2 separate regions of the Homo sapiens genome follow, and region 1 is linked to region 2. A link is an interaction called in ENCODE POLR2A ChIA-PET data of the cell type or tissue named here. Cell type or tissue: HepG2. All regions are shown on one strand. Links, peaks and the distances in the headings refer to the core of each region. The heading gives the core; the rest is flanking DNA.

Region 1 (4,403 bases), core at 183-4,182, 140 kb after region 2:
GGAGCTTTTTAGAGAATTTTGAGTAGCACTAGAGTAAAGGCGGTTGGTAATTTCTCTGGTTGCCTCTGGCAGGTGGACATAATTTAACAATACCCGTCAGATATGACAAATTGTTTTTGAGTTACATTAGGGCCTTAATAAGATCACATCTGTTCATATATCCTCCTTAACCACAGAGCCTGATTTAGAGAGGTTTCATACTGGTATGATATTGTTGTTTAAATATTTAGAGGGGTCTAGACATGTATCATAAAAGAATAGACTCTTGTGTATAAAAACACAGTCCTTTTATTCTCAGTGTTTTTGCTTTCATGGACCTTGCATCATTCTGTCTACTTGAGTGAACCACATGTTGCTTCTAGGAGCCAGAAAATATATTTCATTCCTCATCAGAGTTAGTGTTTTAGAGCTGGAAGAGGCCTTGGAGACCAACTTATCCAGCTCCCCTCCTCTTTAGGGTAGAAACCTGAGATGGAGACAGAAGGAGGGGACTTATTTAGGGTTTCTCACCCCATTAGTGGCAGAAACAGAATCAGGACTTAGATCTGCCAATTTGTAGTTCGGTCGTCTTTCTGTTATGCTAGATGTTCACCTGGGACCTGAAAATGTGGCCATTGAGGCACTTTGATGTGTCACTGTCCCTTAGAGGCTGCAGTCCTTTCCAGGGGACATTCCTGGCCACTGAGAGGGCCAGGCTCTTTGCTATGTATTCAGATTCAGAGCCCAGATCCTCTAGTTTAGGAATACCTAAACTATCTCCCTGCCTGAAGACCTTCCTGTGCCAGCGTACTTTCTGTCACTTCCCTGCTGACATGCACAGGCACAGGCAAGTCTCTCTCCCATCTCTGACCACACTGTGCACGTCCCCAACTCTGCTCACACTGTTCCCTTCTCCTGGAATGTGTCCTCTTTGCTATGTCAGTTACTGTCATGTCCAGCATAAGCTCCATCTTATCATGACGTCTCCCAAGCCCACAGAGGTGTGTTAGGTCGAATCATGTGAAAATGCTGTTTTATAGGTGAAAAAGGTCAAATATTGTCAGTTTTGTAAGATGCAATCTAACTGTAGATTTTTTAATACCCCCATGTTACTCATCTTCTTTTATTCATCATCTCTCTCTCTCTTTCTCTCTCTCTCTCCGTGTGTGTGTATAATATAAATTGGGGCAAAATTCACATCATATACATAAAAAATCAGGGTGAAATTCACATAACATGATTCGCATCTTTTAATTTTTTGTTATTAACTATAGTCCTCATGCTGTACTTTAGACCTCTAGACTTAGTCATTCTACATTACAGCAACTTTGTGCCCTGTGTCCTATATCTTCCCATTTCTTTTAAAAATAAACTTTAAAAACACTATATTTTGGAATAATTTTAGATTTACAGAAAAGTTGCAAAGATAGTACAGAGCATTCCTGTAATTCGCCTAACCTAATTTCAGTTTCTCCTAGTGTTATCATTTCCTATCGCTCTGACACCATTTGTCAAATTTAAGAAAACATTGGAACAATATTATTGATTAAAACTCCAGACTTTATTTGGATTCCACTGGTTTTTCCATTTCTGTCCTTTTTCTATTCCAGCAACGAACCCAGGGGCCAGAATGCCACACTGCTTTTAGTTATCATGTCTCCTTCGTTTCTGCCGGTCTGTGACAATTCAGCTTTTCTTTGTTTTTTCGTGATGACCTTGACAGTCAAAACACTGGCCAGGTATTTTGTAGAATGTGCCTCAACGTGGGTTTCATATGATGTGTTATTTCATGATTTGTTTGAGTTACGGATTTTGGGAAAAGTACCACACAGGTATCACATTATCTCAAGGGGTACATGATACCAGCCTGGCTTCTCACTAGAAATGTTAACCTCAACTACTTGGTTAAGGTATTTGTTTGGGAGGTTTCTGCACTGTGAAGTTACTGTGTTCAGCTTCTTTTCCTACTGGCATCTCACCACCAGCTAGATGAACATTTCTTCTCTTGGGAGCAGGAGCAGGCTTGGTACTTTCTGTATCTCCCATCATACCTAATGCCATGCCATGTTTTATATAGTGTAAATGCTCCACAAACATTAGTTAAGAGGTCATTACGTAAATAATTTAATTTCAGACTGACAGAGGTGTTTGGTTTAAACAACTGAAACAATACAATTCCAACTCACTGAATTCTCCCTGCAAACTAGTTTGGTGGTCTTGGTTCACTGCACTTAAGGGGTAAATCGTAAAACTACTTAAAATTGTTTTCGTTCAAACTACCATGAAGAAAGGATTATCTGCTGTCTTTGCTAAGATCAGAACTTCTAGTTCAGGACTCAGGAAAATCTGAGTGTAAATTAGAGAGACACACGTACACTTTTGTAGCTTCTGCTGCCTTGTAGCGTGGGTGTCCCTATTTGCAGAGGCTCTTACAAATATTTGTCAGAGGGTTTGATGATTCTAGAGCTAAGTCATTGTTTAATGAATTCCTAATGGCCCCAAAGAATTACCACTGTGAATACATTTTATTTCATCATCATAAAAATCATTTTTCAAATACTTATCTGTGCAGATGTCTCAGAGTGCGTGGGTAGAGAGTGCTATTTTTGGGGGGGGAGCTTATATTTTGACATGGCCCTTATGGAAGACAGAAACAATTAGGACACATCCTAAAGGAAAAGAGGGAAGAAAAAAGAATTTTTATTATATTAGAGTTGAAAACTAGAAGCTTTGGAAGTGAGAGGAGGAGGAAGAGGAAGAGGGAGTTGTTCTTTTATAAATTTCCTTAAACAGAGATCTTAGGGGTAGATCTTATTGGGGTAATTCCTTTCTACTGTGATGGAGAAGTTGGTATTCTGTGATGATGATTTAACCGTGGTTCTGAAGATATCTATGGGAATTAGAGTAGCTGATTTATTATTCCATTTAAAGAGGTTTCTTTTTTTATTTAATCTTTTTTAATATGGGGAAAAACAACTCTTCAATAGTATAAATTAGTTCATGCTAGTTTTTCAGTCTGAGAGTCTCATGATAGCTACACTTGCTTCATGCTTTATTATGTAATTTAATTTTTCGTATCTTTTATTAGCTGTAAAGTAGGTTTAGAAAAAATAATTAGATTACGAGGTTAAGCCACAGTTAAGATAAAAATGACAGTTCAATAAAAAAAGTCGAATATAATTCCTGTCTTCTAAAATAAAATACAGCCGCTAAGAGATTTAATTATGGTATTATTCAAATAAATTTTGCCTCTGCATTGGAAACACTCAGGAAAGAATCTCTGAGAAAAACATGTGGTTAACAAGCAAAAAATAATGTGATACATAAAATTATAATTTATGAAATACGATAGGGACCATATTGAGAGGAAGAAGAAATAACACAATTGAGTAACTACCCCTAAAGAGATAACTGGGATTACTTAAGTTACTGTGTTGGTGAGACCACTATCTTTGGTCTAACTTTTTGTGTGATAAATTGTGAGTTTTCACCATTTGGGTGATCTTGGAATGCTGTATCCTTTCCTTAAAATGATCTGTAAATGATCAGATATTTTAGGGTCATAGGGTTCTAAAATTAGATGTAGAGGAAGCTTCAGAATCTAGCCCTTCATTTTACGTGAGAAGAAAGAAAAGTCCCAAGAAGTCAAGTAGCTTTCCCAGGCTGAGTGTGTAGATGGTAGGTTTTCAGAGTCCCAATCGAGTGTCCCCTCTTCTACACTAGATTGCTATTAGGATTGATTTTTAAAAATTAAATCAATTTTTTTAATAAAGTAAAACAAGAATACCATTAAGAAAGTCAAATAGTATTGTTTTGCTTAAGGCTCCTAATAAATAAAAAACTAGTAGTGCCATGACCCACCCTCTGCTAGTCTAAATCCTTTCTGCACAGGCGACCATCTTCAAATTTGTGAGCTATCATTTGCTATTTATCATCATACTTAAATATTTAAGTAACAGGCTTTTATTGTTGTTTAGCTATTTTTTTTTTCCAGACAGAGTTCTGCTCTTGTTGCCCAGGCTGGAGTGCAGTGGCATCATCTCAGCTTACTGCAACCTCTGCCTCCCAGGTTCAAGTGATTTTCCTGCCTCAGCCTCCCGAGCAGCTGGGATTATAGGCACACACCACCACACCTGGCTAATTTTTGTATTTTTACTAGAGATGGGGTTTTACCATGTTGGCCAGGCTGGTCTTGAACTCCTGACCTCAGGTGATCCTCCCACCTTGGCCTCCCAAAGTGCTGGGATTACAGGTGTAAACCCCCATGCCTGGCCTGTTTAGTGATTTAAGAAAAAAATTTAGACATCTATCAAACTCTTTTTTCCTTATATTTCCTCTATGTAACTGAACTCATTATATGTTCTTTTGCCTAATAATTACACTTGGAGTCCAATTATAGAAATTTCTACGTATTAAAAAAACCA
Region 2 (4,403 bases), core at 254-4,253:
GAAAGGATGTTATGATAATCCAAAATAGCACAAAGTTCCCAGTTTTAACAATTTGATTTGGCAGTGCATTACAATAAAATCCCATGAATTCAACCTAATTAGGAAGGAGGCCAGTTTGGATTAGTGAAGCCCAAATGATATTTTATGGAAAATTGATTTTGTAGCTTCCAAATTTATGCAGCCACTTGAATTAGATATCAAAGTCTACAATAGAAATTCCCGGAACAGTTTTAATGACTAGTTAAAAATACTTGGCATTTTATTACAAAATGTTAGAGAAATGGTTACTTCCAAAGTGATCAAGACATTTCAGAACAGTCCTCTTGAGTTTTAACTATCTTCTGAAAGTCTTTCCTATCTTGTATTTATGAACAAGGCCTTTCTTGACATACGATAGGAAAGTAAATGCTTGTTAAAATTTCTTCAAATTTCTAGTCTGTTAGATTCGAATGAATAAAATTGACCTACATGATATTTTCCCCTCAGCAGATTTGTTGTCTTAATTCTGTTATGTTAAAGCTACTACAGATGGGAAGCCATTTCATGTAATACTGTATTTCTTTGGATGTTCTTATATTGAACTATATTTTTCTATTGATACAGGTGATAATTTTGTAGTGCTCTAATTTATAGTGGGCCCTTCCACTTTTAGTTTTTAACACATGATTTTCTCAGGTCCTAACCTTCTTTTCCTCCACATTTAATTATCTGTAAACAAATGCTAAAGCATTACAGATGAGCATCTTTTTCTTTTTAAGGGAGAATCACTGCCTTGTTTTGGTTTTGTAACAACAGCACTGTCTTCATTCCTCATGTGCAAGCAAGTGAGGTGACTTAGTGATTTCCAAATGACTGGCTGCACTGGAACCACCCAAGGAACTTTAAAAAATTGTGATTCCTAGGCCCCACTCCTGGAGATTTTGATTCAGTGGTTTTTTTTTTTTTTTTTTTTTTTTTGGAGCCCAAGATTTTCTATTTTTAACCAGCTCTCTGGTTGCTTCTGTTAGGTATCCAAACATGAAGTGGTTGCCTGGAGTGGTTAAAAATCCATTGTCCATATCCTAGCTATTGTGAATAATGCTGCCATGAGCATGGGAGTGCAGATATCTCTTTGAGATACTGATTTTATTTCCATCAGATATATACCCAGATAACCAAGAGAGGGAAACAACCTAAGTGTCCATTGATGGATGACTGGATCAAAAATTGTAGTGTGTGTATATATATATATATATATACACACACATACACAAAGCAATATTATTCCACCTTAAAAAAAGAAGGGTGTCCTGCCATTTGCAACATGGATGAACCTGGAGAACATGGTGACATAAACCAGACTTAGAAGACTACTGCATGATCTCACTTATATGTGGAATCTAAAATAGTCAACCACATAGAAGCAGAGACTAGAATGGTTGTTACCAGGGGATGGGGGGCCAGGGAAATGGGAAGGTTGTTGGTCAAAGGGTACAAAGTTTCAGTTATGTAGGATGTAATAAGTTCTGGAGACCTAAATGTACAGCATGTGACTATAGTTAATAATATACCACTGTATACTAGGAATTTGCTAAGAGAGTAGATCTTAAGTGTTCCCACCACACACAAAAAATGGTAACTATGTGAAGAGAAGACTACATTAATTAGTTTGACTATAATGTTCAGTTCACTAATGTACATGTATATTAAAGCATCATGTTGTATACCTTAAATATATATAAATTGTATATATTGACAATAACAAAACCCAAGAGCCATACAAGGCCACAAGTTTATTTTGCATCTGCTATACACAGATCCAGAGTTGGTTAGTTTGGGAAGCAGTGGTATATTGTGAGCCTGCAACTGTGAAGTGGGGGGCATAACCCTTTAAGTGAGGATAAGGCTGATGAGTCAGATCATGTTTGCACTTCACACCAGGGTCTAGCTCCTCTCTGTTCACTGTTTCTTCCAAAGAATCCCTTTTTGGTTACTGTCTCTGCCTGGGTCACCTGTCTTGATCAAGGGCCACATTCCAAGCCTTGGTCTCCAGAGAACTTCAACACGACCAACAGTTTGTCTGGTGCAGTGACCCTTCACTATACTCACTCTCGTCACCTGCACGTACTCTCAAAGAGTGTACATCTTCTCATCAGCTCTCCCTAGTTTGTTCACGGGCCACAATGGAGCTTGCACAGCACCTAACTGAACACTAGCTGCCCTTGAGGTCATTAGCATTCAGGGTTGTGCTAGCATGCAGCCAGCACTCTCTAGGTTGGGAGGTGGGGTTAGAATCAAGGAATCAAGCCCAAAGTATTAGAAACAGGAGGCTCCAAAGAAAAACTCCCTGAGGAGGCTTGGTATGAAGCTTTGAGGCCGCTGCTTGGAAATGGGCTTTGTAAAGACACCCACACCCACACTGTTAATTTGTAGGGCTGTTCATGAGTGAAGTGTCAAGTACTGGGGTTCTTGTCAATGGCAATTAATTGGAACTTAAAACTCTAGTTTTTGAAAGTGACGTTTAAGAAATAATCACCAATGAGCTTCATTTGAACAATATCTGTGGCCATACCATTGTCCATTGGCCTTCCTAGTGGTCAATCTCTGCTCTCCAGCACCTACTTCTAGAAGGAGTAAATGTGGCATCTTGGGCGAATTCAGCATCTTTCCCCTTTTAAGAAAATTGATTAAGTTGATGTAAGCATTTCATTTTCTTAAAAAGTTGCAAAATTAGAATAAAATACTTTGCCAGGTGGTAAGCATTGTGGACAGGTGTAGTGCATTGGAAGGAGCCCTAGCCTGGGCGAGCTGAGAAGCCCTGAGTGTGTGCTATGATGAGTCTTGCAATTACAGAGCATGATGTGAGCCTCAGGTGGAACCAGGCTGCGATATGCGTGCTCTGTGTGGTCCTGTTGTGGGAGCAGGCATCCACAGTCACCCTTTTTGCCCAGAAGGTCTTCAGTAGGCAGGGATGTAGTCTCCCTAGTGAGAAGAAGAGGCTGTTAGACTTTATTGGCCCAATAAGGGAAAGAATGCCCAGTCTCCAGGACTTGGCCCAAGTGTGGCACATCCCAAAGATCTCAGACCTACACTAGAAGCTTTTCTAGGTGGAGTGTATAGTATATTCTAGGACTGCAAAATCCTGCTAACTTGGACAAACTGGGTAAATTACAGCTTCCGAACTGGTGAACATACTTAATTTTTTAAAAAAGAAATACAGCTTTATCACTTAAAAAATTGTGATAGGATACATGTAACATAAAATTTGCCATTGTAACCATTTGAAAGTGCCATGATTCAGTGGCATTTAGTACATTCACAAGGTGGTGCAACTGTCACCACTATTTAGTTCCAGCTTTATCACTTTTAAGTATAGAAAATATTTTGAAATAACTGGCAAATTCTTTCTATTGAGAAGTAGTCCTCATTAATACTCATGTAGACACAGACACACACCACACCTCCCACATCCCTCACCACAAACACACACCCCACACACATCATACACCCCCACATACAACATACACACCATTCCTCCTCATACTTCCCTACACCCCACATGTACACACAGCACTCCCTGACACCACATAGACAAACACATACCACACCCCCACATACACACACACACCACACATACACTCATGTATGTAAATATACAAAGTACAGTATATTAATTTTATAGTCTCATCGTGGCCAGAAGGACCTTAGAGAGTCTCTGTCCAACTCCATGGATGAGGGAACTGTGATCATGGCCAGAGACTTTATGGGACTGGCCCATGTTCGGGTGGCAGAGGCAGGCCCAGGTTCCCCAGTCCTGACACAATGTATTTTCTTTAATGTCTTTATAATAGGCAATACATGTTCCCTAAAATGTATTGTTGAACTGAAACCTTTAAGAATCATTTATTCTCTTTGTATGAATGTTTTTCCCTCAAGTCTTGTTTACATTGTGAGCTTTCATAGCAAACCCTTTCTTTGGCCCAACGTAGGCTAAATTTTACCGCAAATTCCAAATGATGGGAGTCGTAAATTTTTCTTTTTCCTGAGTTGGCCTTGTTCTGGTGGAAACTTAATGTGTGTGGAGTAATGAACTATTCTGCTGAGGGGAGGTGGACTTGGGTGACAGCATGCCTCTACTCTTACAGGGTTTGGGGTGGTATGAGGTTGGGGACAGGGAAGGCTGCTGCAGAGGCTGGAGCTGGTGGGGCACTCAGACAGGGGGAGCACAGGGTGAGAGGGGCAAGGACCCCTAGAGAGAAGCCCTGCCTCTTTGGTGTCCTTTGGAGGCAGAAGGTAGGCATTAGGAGTGATGATCTGGACAGGTCCTGTGTAGCTGGGCGTTTGTGGAGGCAAGTGCAGCCCTGATCTACTCTCAGTTGTTGGACAATGGCATGGGCTTGTAAAGTCGATCTGTGAGCAGGACC

Evidence for each region. Peaks named below come from ENCODE experiments on the same cell type or tissue, not always from the same donor. Only the 100,000 strongest peaks of a DNase experiment are listed, where the experiment ranks them.
Region 1: POLR2A ChIA-PET joins it to region 2 with 9 read pairs; 2 of 35 experiments call an interaction of 5 or more read pairs at or near these places.

What each region holds. Positions count from the first base shown.
Region 1 is chr10:75,744,141-75,748,543 of GRCh38, forward strand. All of the region lies in intron 2 of LRMDA (leucine rich melanocyte differentiation associated), which reads left to right. Among named protein-coding and RNA genes, the nearest start is that of MIR606, 190 kb to the left of the region's middle. In HepG2, for the core only: no CTCF peak of the experiment used is centred there; a DNase peak (open chromatin) is centred at 2,391.
Region 2 is chr10:75,606,893-75,611,295 of GRCh38, forward strand. All of the region lies in intron 2 of LRMDA (leucine rich melanocyte differentiation associated), which reads left to right. Among named protein-coding and RNA genes, the nearest start is that of MIR606, 57 kb to the left of the region's middle. In HepG2, for the core only: no CTCF peak of the experiment used is centred there; no DNase peak of the experiment used is centred there.